Linked DNA regions of Homo sapiens: all the other regions are linked to region 1. Evidence: read pairs that join two places in POLR2A ChIA-PET (ENCODE). Cell type or tissue: GM12878. All regions are shown on one strand. Links, peaks and the distances in the headings refer to the core of each region. The heading gives the core; the rest is flanking DNA.

Region 1 (8,000 bases), core at 4,001-8,000:
TGACTGATTGTTCTATCCTTGGCTCGGAGAAGGGGCAGCCATTTGATGTTCAAAAATACCTGTAAGCGGCTGAGCTTAGTGGCTCCTGCCTGTAATCCCAGCACTTTGGGAGGCTGAAGCTGGCGGATCACCTGAGGCCAGGAGTTTGAGACCGGCCTGGCCAACATGGCGAAATCCTGTCTCTATCAAAAATGTAAAAATTAGCCGGGTGTGGTGGTGCACTACTATAATCCCAGCTACACAGGAGGCCTAGGCAGGAAAATCACTTGAACTTGGGCGGCAAAGTTTCCAGTGAGCCGAGATCAAGCCACTGCACTCCAGCCTGGATGACAGAGTGACACCCTGTCTCAAAACAACAACAAGGAAAAAACCCTGTAACCTACAGCCATTTAGGTGTAGGGTAGAGCATTTAACCTCATGGGGTGGATAAATCAATCAAAGTGCTGTTCAGGCCTCCCCAGTCCTTAGTCCAGCAAGGTGACGTTGGCAGAGGGTCTCTCACTGCCCGGGGGAGACAAGTGAGAATAAACGACAACACAATGACTCCCAACTGTGGGCATTTAAGCGGGAGCCAGGCCTTGTGCTGAACAAGCAGTTCCCTTGTGTATAACCTTAGATGGTGGGTGTGGCTCTTTATTTTCTTTTTTTACAACTTTTTTTAAAATCTTTTTTTTAATCTTTTTTTTTTTTTTTTTTTTTTTTTCTGAAATAGTCTCGCTCTGTAGCCCTGGCTGGACTGCAGTGGCGCTATCTCGGCTCACTGCAACCTCCGCCTCCTGGGTTCAGCAATTCTCCTGCCTCAGCCTCCTGAGTAGTTTGAACTACAGGTGCCCGCCACCATGTCCAGCTAATTTTTGTATTTTTATTAGAGATGGGGTTTCATCATATTGGTCAGGCTGGTCTCAAACTCCTGACCTTGTGATCTGCCCACCTCAGCCTCCCAAAGTGCTGGGATTACAGGCATGAGCCACCGCACCCAGCCTCCAAAAAATTATGTTTTTTGAATCATAAGGCGTGACTCTTATTCCCACTTTACAGATAAGAATGGGATGCTTAGAGAGGTTTGCCCCGAGTTGCTTAGCTATAACTGCAAAAGTCCAGGATTCAGACCCAGATTGCCTGCCTCTGTGGCCATGCGAGGAACTGTAATGCCCTGTGGTCTCCCAGATCGTGGTGAAGGAAGGAACATGTCTGAGGACCAGAAGTGGACACACACGAGGCAAGATTGGGAACTCAATGTCAGATATCTCTCGGGGAAGAACATGACTTCTGAGACTTTGACTCAGAAAAGGATGGGCTTCATGGGGATGCTGGGATGCCACTCTGCAGGCATTTCTTATAAATATCTCCTCTGTCCTGTTGCAGGGCTGGAAGAGAACGATTTCAGTAGCATTAGGGCTGTGTAGGCTGCAAATGAATAGCAGGAGCTGGCTAGCCACATACGGACAAAAGTGGGGAAACACTGGCATAGTGGCTGTTAAGAAATATGGGAAGAAGGCTGATGTTACATGCTGTCACACACAATGTCACATGCTGTTATATGTGATGTTACATGCAGTTACATGCAACATTACGTACAATGTTCCATGCTGATGTTACATAATGTTACATCATCTTACATGCACTGTTACATGCTGATGTTACATAGTATTATGTGCATGGTTACATGGTGATGTTACATATTACATGCTGTTACATGAGAGGAAGTCTGTTGGGCTGTCTGCTGTGTGACAGCTGGCAGAGGGAGGCTGTCCCCAAGGAGTATACAGGGCAAGGTGCCCAACTAGGCTGAGAGAGGCATGGGCATCCAGTCCTCACAAAGAACAGAGAGGGGCCACCTCCCCTTGCGGCAGGCCCCGGGCTGCCTGCCTGGAGGAGGGGAACCCCAAAACGTGGGCTGGAGACAAGTGAGTGGGAAAGGAATGTGGTGAAGCACTCAGCTAGCGATCTGGGAACAGTGGCGAGCGCCACAGACTCATTCACTGAACTGTGAGACTCCAGGAAGCCTTTGTGTGTCTCTGTGCCTGTGTGTTTATAAACTTCTTCCCTTCCAAGTTGGAATCAAGACTTATTTGGCAAAGAATGTTGTCCTTGGGGAGGGAGACTGCCCAGAGGTGGAAAACATGTAGATGAATTCGTTTCTTAGAGTTCTAGATATGGCTTATCTGTCCAAGGCTCTGGCATTTTTCTAAGATAAATAATTGGATTGTTCAAACTGTGAAAATGAACATAGTGAAAACTTTGGAAAACTCTTAGTGTATGAATCTGGGGGGTCTGTACTGATTTGAAGTGTGACAAAATTGGGGCTTCCATCATTTTTTCTGTGTGTTGAGCGGTTTTTTTGTTTGTTTGTTTGTTTTGTTTTTGAGATGGAGTCTTGCTCCTGTCTCCCAAGCTGGAGTGCAGTGGCCTGATCTTGGCTCACTGTAACCTCTGCCTCTTGGGTTCAAGCAATTCTCCTGCCTCAGCCTCCTGAGTAGCTGGGATTATAGGTGCCTGCCACCACAGCTGGCTAATTTTAGTACTTTTAGTAGAGAAAGGGTTTCACCATGTTGGCCTGTCTGGTAGAGACAGGGTTTCACCATGTTGGCCAAGCTGGTCTCAAACTCCTGACCTCAAGTGATCCACCCTCCTTGGCCTCCCAAAGTGCTGGGATTACAGGCGTGAGCCACTGCGCCTGGACTGAATGGTTTTTTTTGAAGAAAATACAGTTGTACCCCGCACTATAATTTTTTATTGGATGAGACTAGAAATATGACCTTATATTGTTAGCTTTGTTTTAATTAATTGGTAGACTCTTTTGAGAGTAGTTTTAGGCTTATGGAAACATTGAGTGGGAAGTACAGACAGTCCCTCATATTTCTCTATCCCCTATGCCCACAGTTTCTCCTATATTAATATCTTGCATTAGGGTGGTGTATTTGTTACAACTGAGCCAATGTTGATGCATTATTATTAATCAAAGTCTATCATTTACTTGAGGGTTCACTCTTCACATTGTACATTCTATAGCTTTCGACAAACATAATGATATGTATCCACCATTATGGTATCATATAGAATAGTTTCACTGCCCTAAACATTCCCTGTGCCACACCTGTTATTAATAGCTTTTTCAAAGGAAGATTTAGATTTCAGTGTTTTTCCCTTCCACTTTCTTTTAGAAAGTAGAAATTCTGTTGCATCCTTCCCAGTCACATTTCTACCTTGCTCGGCACTGCTCTCCCACACACACATTCTAAGAAGCTGGTCAAAATAATTCCTCACTGTCAACCTCCAAAGGGATGGCCAGGAGATGCTCAGCACCTCAATTTGACATGACAGGCCCTTTAGGAGTTGAGATGTTTACATGACTGTCCCCTGACATTGTAATGGGAGGTCGCTTCCCATGGTCCCAGCTCAGGAGTCCCGGGTGGTTTTCATTCCACTCATCCACATACGGGTATTGCTCTCAGTCAGAAGCAACAGAAACCCAACTCAGGCCGGGTGCGGTGGCTCACACCTGTAATCCCAGCACTTCGGGAGGCTGAGGCAGGCAGATCACGAGGTCAGGAGTTTGAGACCAGCCTGGCCAACATGGTGAAACCCTGTCTCTACTAAAGACACAAAAAATTAGCTGGGTGTGGTGGTGCATGCCTGTAATCCCAGCTACTTGGGAGGCTGAGGCAGGAGAACTGCTTGAACCCGGGAGGCAGAGGTTGCAGTGAGCCAAGACTGAGTCACTGCACTCCAACCTGGGCAACAGAGTGAGACTCCATCAAAAAAAAAAAAAAGAAACCCAACTCAGACTAACTTAGTCAGCAGGAGAAATTTAAATACCATAACAAAGACACCACTCAGAACTGGCCCTGCACAAGGTAAAGTCTCCATGGTGTCTAGTGGGGCTGGGTTAGCATCAATCTCCAAAGGACCCCTTGATCTTTTTTTTTTTTTTTTTAATAAAGCCTGGGTCTCACTCTCGCTTTGTTGCCTGGGCTGGTCTCGAACTCCTGGGCTCAAGCCATCATGCTGCTTCAGCTCCCCAAAGTGCTGGGATTGGGTCTTTGTATCTTGATGAGATGATAGAGATGACAATGACTTTTATCTTTTTTGTTTGTTTTGAGACAGGTTCTTGCTCTGTCACCCAGGATGGAGTGCAGTGGTGCCATCACGGCTCACTGCAGCTTTGACTTCCTGGGCTCAGGCCATCCTCCCACCTCAGCCTCTGGAGTAGCTGGGACCACAGGCACATGCCACCATGCCCAGCTAATTTTTGTATTTTTGGTAGAGATGGGGGGGGGGGGGTCTCACAATGTTGCCCAGGCTGGTCTTGAACTCGTGAGCTCAAGCAGTCCACCTGCCTCAGCCTCCCTGAGTGCTAGGATTTCAGGTGTGAGCCACCGCATCTGGCCCTTTTATTTGTTTCATTGTGCCAGGGCCTTTAATCTCTTTCATTGTTTGAGGGGATTGGTCTTAATCTAGGAGGGCTGCATATCTCCCCAGGTGCACAAATACAAAGTCAGGTTATTTCCTTCTCCTCTGGCCTTTTGTGCCTTTCCTTGTTAAAGGTCCAGTTCACTTACCTCATCTTTGTGAAGTTGCCCAACTCGGGCAGTTGAGTTGACTTGTAAAGAGGGTGAGTTTGACCCCCACACTTGCCGCAGGGAGACGGTTAGCTGCCTCTCAATCCTGCCAGGCTAGTTCTTCCCCTCTGTGGCTGGAAACCCAGGCAGGCCCCTGACAACTCTGGCCATCTTTTCTCCAGTCCCTTCAGGTCACAGAACAGTGTCAATTTAGTCATTAAAAGGTCTGATTCTGCAAAAGAGTGAAAACATCAATTCCCCTTGCAGAGAGATGTAGGAGACCAGAATATGCCACCCCAAACTGTGCCCCTTTGGCACAAGGATTATTTTGAGTTTAAGACAATTGAGATGAAGCAGATATAAGGAGGCCTCTGCTCTCCCGCTATTTGCCTAAAAGTAGGACATAAACTTACAAAGGTGCCCTCCCCCCATCTACCAGGAAGGACAAAGTTTGGCCACCAGAGACAGCTTTAGACCCTTATCAGCAACAGAACAATCTCCATAACAAACCTTACAAGCTAGCCTCTATATACAATTTATTTGTGTTCTCACAATCTGCCACCCCTAGAGATTCCAAGTCCTTTCCCCTGGTCTTGTTATTTGTCTAAAAATTTATTGTGGCTGGGTGTGGTGGCTCATGCCTGTAATCCCAGCACTTTGGGAGGCCGAGGTGGGTGGATCACTTGAGGTCAGGAGTTAAAGACCAGCCTGGCCAACATGGGAAACCTCGTCTCTACTAAAAATACAAAAATTAGCCGGGTGTGATGATGGGCACCTGTAGTCCCAGCTACTCTGGAGGCTGAGGCACAAGAATCGCTTGAACCTGGGAGGCAGAGGCTACAGCGAGCTGAGATCATGTCATGGCACTCCAGCCTGAGCAACAGAGCGAGACACCATCTCAAAATAATAATAATAAATAAAAATAAAAAATAAAATAAAATAAAAAATGTACTGTTCTTTGTTGAAGATGCTGAAAGTCCCTTCTGTGGGATTTACTCATTCCCTGGGCATTTCCCATGTTTATCTGAAATATGCATGTTAATAACCTCCTATTTTTTTTCTCTTGTTAATCTGTCTTTTGGCATAGGAGCCCCAGCTAGTAAACCTAAGGTGAGTAGAAGGAAAAATTATTTTTTTCCTCCCCTACAAACACTTCTGTCCAAGTTAGGACCCGTGTCAGGGAGAAGCCGGTGTCTGGAGAGAAGCAGGGCCATCAGTTTTGCTTGCTTTCTGCTCAGTGGTTGGACAGAAAAGTGCCACCCCCTACTCCTCCAAGCAAGGACTTATCCCAGCTCCAGGAGGCCAGGAGGGCTGACATCTTCTTCAGGGTTCGCCTCAGCTGCAAAGTGCTGCCTCACCCAAGAGCATGCCTTTTGTTTTCTGGGGGGGTCCATGTACAATGACTGATAGAGGTAGGGGTTGAAGAGCTGGCCATTTAAGTTATTAAAATAATTATCTGAGAGGCTATTAGGCTGGAACAGTTCCAGTGCCTTGGTTTTCTACATAAGCAAACTGAAACCCAACTCAACATAAACTCAAGCTTAAACAATCAGTAACTGCCAACTAACCTCAAACTAGAGTTTTTACCAATTAAAAAGCACTGACTAAATTCTAACTAGGGACTTCCTACTTTAACCAATGGAAAATGTTATTTGTCTTTGCCTTCATTAACATTTCTCTACTCTTCTGGGACTGTCCTGCCCAAGCAAATGGTTTGACTGTTCACTGCAGAATTTCCAGAAAGACCTTATCAGCTCTTCAATGGAAAGCATCAAATGTTACTTGCTATTTGTCTTATTTGTTCATTGTTATTAACAAATAACAATGTTATTTGTTATTTGTCTTATTTATCTTTCTGCAGCCACATTATAAAAGTCTCCTTTCCTGCCTGCTCTGGGGAGCACTGAACCACTGGTGGTCTGGTGCTGCCTAATTCATGAATTGTTGAATGGTCAAATAAACTCATTTAAAAAAAATATTTTTTTGAGACGGAGTCTCGCTCTGTCACCCAGGCTGGAGTGCAGTGACGTGATCTCAGCTCACTGAAACCTCTGCCTCCCAGGTTCAAGGGATTCTCCTGTCTAAGCTTCTTGAGTAGCTGGGATTACAGGCATGCTCCACCATGCCCAGCTAATTTTTTTTTTTTTTTTTTCTTGAGACAGAGTCTCACTCTTTTGCCCGGGCCGGACTGCAGTGGTGCAATCTCGGCTCACTTCAAGCTCCGCCTTCCGGGTTCACACTATTCTCCTGCCTCAGCCTCCTGAGTAGCTGTGACTACAGGTGCCCACCACCACGCCTGGCTAATTTTTTGTATTTTTAGTACTGACAGGGTTTCACCATGTTAGCCAGGATGGTCTTGATCTCCTGACCTCTTGATCTGCCCGCCTCGGCCTCCCAAAGTGCTGGGATTATAGGTGTGAGCCACCGCACCTGGCATTTTTTTGTATTTTTAATAGAAATGGGGTTTCACCATGTTGGCCAGGCTGGTCTCGAACTCCTGACCTCAGGTGACCTCAGGTGATCCACCCACCTCGGCCTCCCAAAGTGCTGGGATTTCAGGTGTGAGCCACTGCACCTGGCCTCATTAACATTTTAATATGCCAGAGTTTATCCTTTAACTAGGCTCCCCACAAGCCATCACACCTCACCTTGCCCCTGCCCACACCTGCTCAGTCCTCTTCCCTTACTCAGGTATTGTTTCCTAAGAAATAAGCCTCCTGAAGGCCAAACTCCACCTCTGCATCTGCTTCCAGAGAAGCCCACCTGTGAAGCCCTCCCAGCCTTTCACTCCTCTCCGTTTCTGTTAACAGAGGATTCTGACTCATCCAGGGCTGAAGTTCAAGGACAGAGATGATAGAAAGAGAGGCAGGAAAGCTCTTATTTCACTGATGCTGCCATGCAGCCCCAGCCTCTGTGCTCTCTGGACTTGGGACATATTTGAAGCTGACCCTCTCACTGGCACTTACAAGAGTTATTCATGGGCTCAGTCCCCTTCCCATTGGGGGATTCTACCATCTTAGTGTCAGAAGTGGGCTCCCCAGACATTACCATCACGACCAACTGATAAGACAAAGCTGAGCTTATTGCTTCCAGCAGAGGTGAAAGATAAGGTCAGGATGTACGGAGAACTGGAAGTTTGGTTTAAAGTGAGTCTTTGGGGGAGGGAGAGTTGGCTTGCTTCAGACAGGGCAGAGATCACAATACAACAGTCCTGGATTGGTGGGAAAAGCAGGCTAGGATTTTGAACCACAATATTCAAAGAATCTTAGGGTTCAAACTGTTGATGCTTTCCACTGAAGAGCTGATAGGTCTTCCTGGAAGTTGCTGCAATGAACGGTTGAACCATTTGCTTAAGCAGGACAGTCCCAGAAGAGTAGAGAAATGCAAATGAAGACAGTGGCATAACCAGGTCATGTTACTCTAGACTGTAAGGTGTGA
Region 2 (4,000 bases), core at 1-4,000, 82 kb after region 1:
TAAGCTTGGAGCCCAACGCAATCCTGACTACCCCTTATTGTATAACCTTGGCAAGTGACTTAACCTTTCTGAGCCGATTTTCTGATCGAGAAAACAGAGATAAGATATACTTCTATGGAGTGTTGTGAAGAATAAATAATATAACTTGTATTGGCTGCCTTGTATAATCTCTGGCATTATATGTGCTCAGTAAGTACTGCTGCTTATTTTCTTTACCATGTGAGTAAGAAAAAAGAAGAAAACCCAAACTATTAGCAAAAGGGTCTTGTTTTACTACTGCACTTAACAATTACATTTGAATATGCATGCGCACGAGACAGACATGTATATTCATATGTAATTCTTATTTCTAGAAAACTCCAGACACGCATACCTCCAGACAAGCACACACCCATCATAAGAAGTATTCAGGAGCAGACCAGCAAAAGGATCTCCTTTCAAAAGCCTGGTTTGGGCCAGGCGCGGTGGCTCACACCTGTAATCCCACACTTTGGGAGGCCAAGGTGGGCAGATCACTGGAGCTCAGGAGTTCAAGACCAGCCTGACCGATATGGTGAAACTCCCATCTCTACTAAAAAATACAAAAATTAGCTGGGTGTGGTGGTGTGCGCCTGTAATCCCAGCTACTCAGGAGGCTGAGGCAGGAGAATCTCTTGAACCCGGGAGGTGGAGGTTGCAGTGAGCTGAGATTGCGCCACTGCACTCCAGCCTGGACGATAGAGCGTGACTCTGTCTCAAAAAAAAAAAAAAAAAAAGAAAAAGGAAAGAAATCAGGTCTGGACCCAGAGTTAGGGCTCAGGGCACTCAGGCAGTAGAGAAGTTATGGGTCCCGTTGCCATGATTGCAGGGAGAGTGTGGAAAGTAAGAGTCCAGGGTGTTGGCTGAGGAAAAGGAGTGAGGGGAGTGGATCACCTGAGGTCAGGAGTTCAAGACAAGCCTGGCCAACATGGTGAAACCCCATCTCTACTAAAAATGCAAAAATTAGCCAGTCATGGTGGCATGCCCCTGTAATCCCAGCTACTTGGGAAGCTGAGGTGGGAGAACTGCTTGAACCCGGGAGGCGCAGGTTGCAGTGAACTGAGAGTGCGCCACTGCCCTCCAGCTTGGGTGACAGAGCAAGACCCCATGTCAAAAAAAAAAAAATTAATTATCTGAAAACACAGGCAATGCAGAAATGGGACAGATTGTCATAGTCTGGAGTCTGTGAGCTCCTGGAGGGTAAATTTTTGTCTAGCTACTCTAGTTCATAGCATACAGTAAGCACTTGATGAATACATTGAACAAATCATTTTTAAAAATTGCTTTAATATGTACCAAGCAGATTAAGACTAACCCATATACCCACCAGGGTTTAGGTCTTACCTGGTCAGAGCTAGTAAGACCTAAACTAATTCCTGCAGACAGACGACCTGATTCTGACTGGCCCAGGCCATTTCCCTACAAAGCCTAAAGGTGTGCTGCAGCTCTAGGACAGCTGTGCTAGGGACCATGGCTTTAGTTACCACATCCACTATGCTGCCTGGAGCTTTGTCTGAAAGACATATGCAAATACAAAAGGCCTTTGTACTCAATCAAAATTATTTTTGTATGTCAAAAACTGGAATATCATCAATTTCCTATGGTTCCACATATTACCTACTGAATGAATGGATGGATGGATGAATGAAAGGTGTGTATATGCTGAGGGTTTCTTGTGTCAGAGAAATGAAAGTAATGCCGACTCCTCAGGGCTCTGAGGATTGTGAGATGGTGCATGGAAAGCATCCAGGACAAGGAAAGAGTAATCAATGGTAGCTACTGTCAGCTTGCAGAACAGACATCACTCCTACAGCACCTAGTTTTCAAAAGAGGATTTCACTGATCACTTATACTGTTCTCATCTAAGGGAAAACTCTTGTCTTAGCTACTTGGTTAACTTTGTGCTTGATTTGTTGTAATAAGAGATGATACAGATGACAAGATTATATAAGAAGCCCTGAGCTAATGATAAGAAGTATCTTACTCTCTTACTCTCTACTTGAGACAGCAGAGACTCATCATTCACCCATGAATTCTAGTATTTAAAGTTAAGTCTTTTTTGTTCAACATGCACCTTAAACATAGCCAAGTTAGTCATCTGGTGCTCAGCTGAAGCAGCAGCAATCTGTTCCAAAGCTGGAGGGAAAAAGTGACTATAGTTGGAGTTATTAAGAGATAGGTGTAATGCTGTTCTTAATAGGTAGGGTACGGCACCTTCCAGGCTACTGACCACAGACAATAGTTGTCTTGCATGCTGCTTTCAGTTCCTCACTCCTATGTCAGATGACTCAACTGTAATCAAATACCAGGTCTGCCCAGGACGTGCCTGCTTACAGCTGTAACACCTTTATCATCGCTTTTATTATCAACATTCCTACGACTGTGCCTCAGAAAGGCCACAGCCCCTAACCCCCGGTACTATTAAAACAACTGTCCACACAGTGTCATGTTGCATCACGCAAGGTCCCGGCTCCTTAAGAGAGGAAGTACTGCAGTAGAGAAGGCAGTCTTGTTCTGCGACTTGCGAACTAAGTGCAGGCCAGGCATGGTGGCTCACGCCTATAATCCCAGCACTTTGGAAGGCCAAGGTGGGCGAATCATTTGAGGTCGGGAGTTGGAGACCAGCCTGGCCAACGTGGCGAAACACCATCTCCACTAAAAAATACAAAAATTAGCTGAGCATGGTAGCAGGCGTCTGTAATCTCAGCTACTCGGGAGGCTGAGGCAGGAGAATCGCTTGAACCTGGGAGGCGGAGGTTGGAGTGGGCCGAGATTGTGCCACTTGCACTCCAACCTGGGCAACAGAGCAACTCTGTCTCAAAACAAATAAAAAACAAAAAGATAAAGTAAATGCAGAAACAAAGGTCTCTGTTTGACAGGCTCATAGTGGACATATTTCACTCGGACCTGAATGCTTAACTCCACACAAAGCTCCAGGTGCCCTAGGAGGGAAAAACAGGAGGAGGAGAAATCCCAGGGAGTGTATAAGGAGCCACTGGGAGGGAGCTTGGTGCTTACCTTGTTTGCACACTGCTTACACTGCTTCTCATCCAAGCAGTCACCTGCCACCTTGGCCAGGACAGGATCCAGGGGGTTATCCTTCAGGTCCAACCACTTCAGGTTCTAAAGAGATGGGCGATGGGCAAAGAGGCTCATTAAGCCCGAGTTCACATACATAGTCCCTCAGGGTGAAACAAAATGAGCAGGAAGAATGCCCCTCTGTGTTCCACATATAGGGAGCGCCATCTGAGGCAGGACCAACAAGGGGGTATTTCTGTCAGCCTTTCTCAGGGCCGTGCTCCAGAGTCCCTGAGTTCTCTGCCACCCTGGCCATGAAACACTGGTTCATGAATTGTTACCTTGAGCTGAGCAAAGCTGACAGGCAAGGTGACCAGCTTGTTGTTGAGGAGATCCAGGTGCTGGAGGTTGACCAGACGGCCAAAGTCTGCTGGCAGCTGCTGCAGCTTGTTCTTACTCAGGTCTAGCTTCACCAGGTGTGTGAGGCCACAGAAATCCGACTAGGATCCAAAGAGAGAACCTAAGCTAGGCTTGTCCAACACACGAGCCACGACAGCTTTAAATGTGGCCCAATACAAATTTGTAACCTTTCTTAAAACATTACGAGATTTTTTTTCCTTTTTCAGCTCATCAGTGTATTTCATGTGTAGCCCAAGACAACTCTTCTTCTTCCAATGTGGCCCAGGGAAGCCACAAGATTGGAAACTCCTCATCTAAGCCTTGGGCTCACACACTTCGGTGTAACAGTCTGGAAGCCCTCAAGTCAGAGGTACCCCATGTAAAAATCCTGGCTCTACTGTTAGCAGCCGTTCTTCCTCAAATGAAAATGCAGAGAACACCTACCACACCTGGTGATAATTACCAAGATATGTATGGAAAAGGGCTTAGCACAAAGTAGGCACAAAACACTATTCCTTCACCCTCAGTTCTTGCTCCAGCCTACCCTCCACACTGCTCCTGGAGA
Region 3 (4,000 bases), core at 1-4,000, 180 kb before region 1:
GCCTTCGCATCATTAGCATCCCCTAAAAGCTTTCAATCATCAACTGTCCAATCAAATCTGGGAGAAGTCATGGAGATTATTAAATCCAATCCTCTCATGTTACAAATGAAGAAACAGAAGGGGGAGTGATTGGCCCAAGATCACATAGCAAGTTAATGGCAAAATCAGGACCAGGACCCAGGTTCTACCATCCGTCTACCCACCTATGCACTCATCCACCTATCTACTTGCCTACTCATCATCCATTCACTCACCCATCTATCCACCCATCCGTCCATCCCACATCTGCTCCCATGCACCCAACACCTGCCGCCATCTGTCCATCCACCTATCTTTGCATCCATCAATTCTCCATCTCTTTTCCAATCCTGCCTCCCCCTTCCCTACACCCCCATCACTGGTGCCCTCACCACCTGCCTTTCTGAACAAGAGCTGTTCAGGAAGCTGGCACCATCAGCAGGGCCACTGTTCCAGACACAGTTCTCACAGTTCTTGACAGACTCATAGATGTAGGAGGGTACGAGGAATACACACAGCACACAATGGACAGCCAAACCTCTATGATGCAACTATGTTCTGGGAAGAAGTGTGAATGGGTAGGGTTTTTTTTGTTTTGGTTCAAGGTTTTTTGGTGGGAAGCAAGAAGGGAGGGCAGATAGGGAAGGATATATATAGCTGAAACCATTTGAATAGGCTTTCAAGCAGATGTAGGATTCCAGTAGCCCTAGGGAGCCCACTGGCCAGGGGATACTGGCTGGGGGGAGAGTGAGGAAGCCCAGGGGCCATTGATGGTTTAAGGCAAGGGGACGCTGCATGGCTGAGACATGACCTCCAATTACTTCTAACACTCAGGTCCCCAGGAGAATGGCAAGGCACTGAGCTAGATCATACATGTGTCAGATGTAGGAAGGCTAGGCCACATGCCTGCTGGGGTCTTTTCCAACTCTTCTTTTCTGTTATTACATAGACATCATCTACCTTTACTGTGGCCAGCCTTGGGAATTTTTTTTTTTTTTTTTGAGACGGAGTCTCACTCTGTCACCCAGGCTGGAGTGCAGTGGCGCTATCTTGGCTCACTGCAAGCTCTGCCTCCCGGGTCCACGCCATTCTCCTGCCTCAGCCTCCCGAGTAGCTGGGACTACAGTCGCCCACCACCACGCCTGGCTAATTTTTTTGTATTTTTAGTAGAGACAGGGTTTCACCATGTTAGCCAGGATGGTCTTGATCTCCTGACCTCGTGATCCACCCGCCTCGGCCTCCCAAAGTGTTGGGATTACAGGCGTGAGCCACCGCGCCTGGCCTGGGAATTTTCATATCCCCACTTTACAGATACATATCGCCACTTTACAGATGTGAAAACTGAGAAACAGGAGATGAGAGGAAGCCAGGCAAAGTTGGTGCATGCTTATAATCCTAGCTACTCAGGAGACTGAGGTGGGAGGATCACTTGAGCCCAGGAATTCTAGACCAGCCTGGGCAACATAGTGAGACCCTCATCTCAAAAATAAGTAAGTAGCTGGGCGTGATAGCTCACGCCTGTAATCCCAGCACTTTGGGAGGCCGAGGCGGGCAGATCACCTGAGGTCAGGAGTTTGAGACCAACCTGGCCAACATGGTGAAACCCCGTCTCTACTAAAAACACAAAAATTAGTTGGGTGTGGTGGTGCACACCTGTAATCCCAGCTACTCAGGAGGCTGAGGCAGGAGAATCACTTGAACCTGAGAGGTGGAGGTTGCAGTGAGCCGACATCATGCCATTGCACTCCAGCCTGGGTGACAAGAGGGAGACTCCATCTCAAAAAAAAAAAAATTAAGTAAATAAGTAAATAAATAAATAAAAGCAATAATAATAATAATAATAAAAGAGGCAGAACTCAGCCTTGAGCCAGGGCTCCTGCCCCTCTGCGCTATCCTAGGTGATGATCTTCAGTTTAGGGGTGGAGGAAGAGATAAGCATAGAGGGAGGGAAGCTGCTCCACACTGACCAGGACTGGGAGAAGCATCAAAACCACCTCTAGGCTGGGCGCAGTGCCTCACGCCTGTAATCCCAGCACTTTGGGAGGCCGAGGCGGGCAGATCACCTGAGGTCGGGAGTTTGAGACCAGCCTGACCAACATGGAAAAAACTGTCTCTACTAAAAATACAAAATTAGCCGGGTGTGGTGGCACATTCCTGTAATCCCAGCTACTCGGGAGACAGAGGCAGGAGAATCGCTTGAAGCTGGGAGCCGGAGGTTGCAGTGAGCCGAGATCGTGCCATTGCACTCCAGCCTGGGCAACAAGCGCAAAACTCTGTCTCAAAAAAAAAAACAAAAAACAAAACCACCTCCAGATTCCATAAATGCCTGGGGCTGAAAGCAGAAAATGAGGTGTGGGAAGGGGTCATCAGGGAAGCAGACTCTCCGAGAACCCTCCTGCCATTCTTGAACTCCAGGGGCTACTAGCAAAGATCTAGAACATTTCTTCCTGTCCTGACAGGCCAGATGGGAAGGAAGGCTGACCCTAAGAATTAACCACATTTCCTGATTCAACCACAAAGCCTTATCTGGCTAGGACCCAGCTGCCACCTCCTTCAGGAAGCTGTCCTAGGTAGCCCTCCCTCCTCTCATTTGTCTTCGTAATTTCTAAATCCACCCTTCTCCAACTACTGGGAAATGGGGAATTCTTCATACTTCACTGATTCCTTAAATAGGTCTCATCTCCCCCCCACCAATCAGATGGGAGCCCAGAGAAGAAAGGGTCCACGTATTCTTCCGTCAGACTAGGGACTGTGAAGACAGGAACTGCCTCTCCCATCAGAATGGAGGCTCTCTGAGGGCAGTAGTGTTGTCTCCTTTCTGCCTCTGAGAATGAAGATCCTGTGTTCTTTATTCAAGAGCCCATTCCAGGGTCGAGATCCTCTGCTGGCTGGAGTCCTCCTCTTCCAGGCACCCTCTGGGCTGGATTGGGGTTTCCTGCTCAAAGCCATTCTCGGTCCATCCTGATTCAGCACAAACTGCTCTCTTTTCTTCCCTTCAACAACTAACTTTCTGGGGTGTGTAGGGGGACCCTCCCTACATTGTGTCCAGGGGGTCACCAGACCCCTCCCACCCAACCCTCTCCTTCCAAAACTGAGCCTAGAAAAATTAGACACCAAACCCGCCCCCACTCTCACTCCCACACACACCCCGCACACTCTCTCACACACACACACACACACACACACACACACCCCCATTCAGCCAGGTAACTGCACAAGGGTGGGATTGAACCGGTTCCTCTGGATACCCTTCCCCCCAAGGCTTCCAATCCTGGAGAAGGAGCACCAATGACCTTTGACCCTTCTCTGGGAGAAAGGGAGGCAGGTGAGCTCACAGCCTCTTGGGACCCAGGAGAAGGAGAAAGGAAGAAAGGGCGCACAATTCCTGGGGAGGGAGCGGGAGCGGGAGCGGAAGGAAGTGAGGAGTAGGAAGAAGCAGAGACAGACACACAAACTGGCGGAGAGTCCACAGGGCTGCTGAGAAGAAAGAGATCACACCGAGAGTGGGGCCACGGGAACTGGCACTGGGAACAAGGGCTTCCGCCGCTCTAAGTGACGCCCGAGGGTGGGAGAGAAGGGAGAAGCCCTTCGGGCAGGCGATAGGAAAGGGCCCCTGAAGAGGAGAAAGCGACAGAGAGAAGTGCAACTGGGAGAGGCCGGGAAGAGGTGGATGGGAAAGGAGACTAGCGGTCGGGGAGGCAGTTGTGGAGCCAGAGAGGTGGTCCCCCCTTCCCATATCGCCGGCCGTCCACTGGCCCCAGGCTTGGGGTAGTCCTCAGGAGTCGGGCACCCCCTCAAAGCACTGTTGGAGATGGGGTGAGGTTGGGGACAGGGCACCTACTCCACTCTCAGAGCCCTTCTCCCCAGTCAGAGCCCGGTGGCTAGTTTCTCTCCAAACCATCAGCACAACTCCCCGCCGGGCAAGAAAGAGTTAAGCCCTCTCCCCCTCCCCCCACACCAGCTTTTTATTAATTTCTCCGGG

The links. Peaks named below come from ENCODE experiments on the same cell type or tissue, not always from the same donor. Only the 100,000 strongest peaks of a DNase experiment are listed, where the experiment ranks them.
Region 2: POLR2A ChIA-PET joins it to region 1 with 5 read pairs; 2 of 35 experiments call an interaction of 5 or more read pairs at or near these places.
Region 3: POLR2A ChIA-PET joins it to region 1 with 9 read pairs; 4 of 35 experiments call an interaction of 5 or more read pairs at or near these places.

Annotation. Positions count from the first base shown.
Region 1 is chr17:50,303,288-50,311,287 of GRCh38, forward strand. No RefSeq gene overlaps it. Among named protein-coding and RNA genes, the nearest start is that of TMEM92-AS1, 19 kb to the left of the region's middle. RefSeq lists an enhancer at 1-731. In GM12878, for the core only: no CTCF peak of the experiment used is centred there; DNase peaks (open chromatin) are centred at 6,154 and 7,989.
Region 2 is chr17:50,389,362-50,393,361 of GRCh38, forward strand. It overlaps LRRC59 (leucine rich repeat containing 59), which reads right to left. Exons shown (of 7, transcript NM_018509.4): 3 at 3,378-3,536; 4 at 3,037-3,141. Among named protein-coding and RNA genes, the nearest start is that of LRRC59-AS1, 3.6 kb to the right of the region's middle. In GM12878, for the core only: no CTCF peak of the experiment used is centred there; a DNase peak (open chromatin) is centred at 2,280.
Region 3 is chr17:50,125,304-50,129,303 of GRCh38, forward strand. The region is part of intron 1 of SAMD14 (sterile alpha motif domain containing 14); the gene reads right to left. Among named protein-coding and RNA genes, the nearest start is that of SAMD14, 2.9 kb to the right of the region's middle. In GM12878, for the core only: no CTCF peak of the experiment used is centred there; no DNase peak of the experiment used is centred there; H3K27me3 peaks cover 643 bases.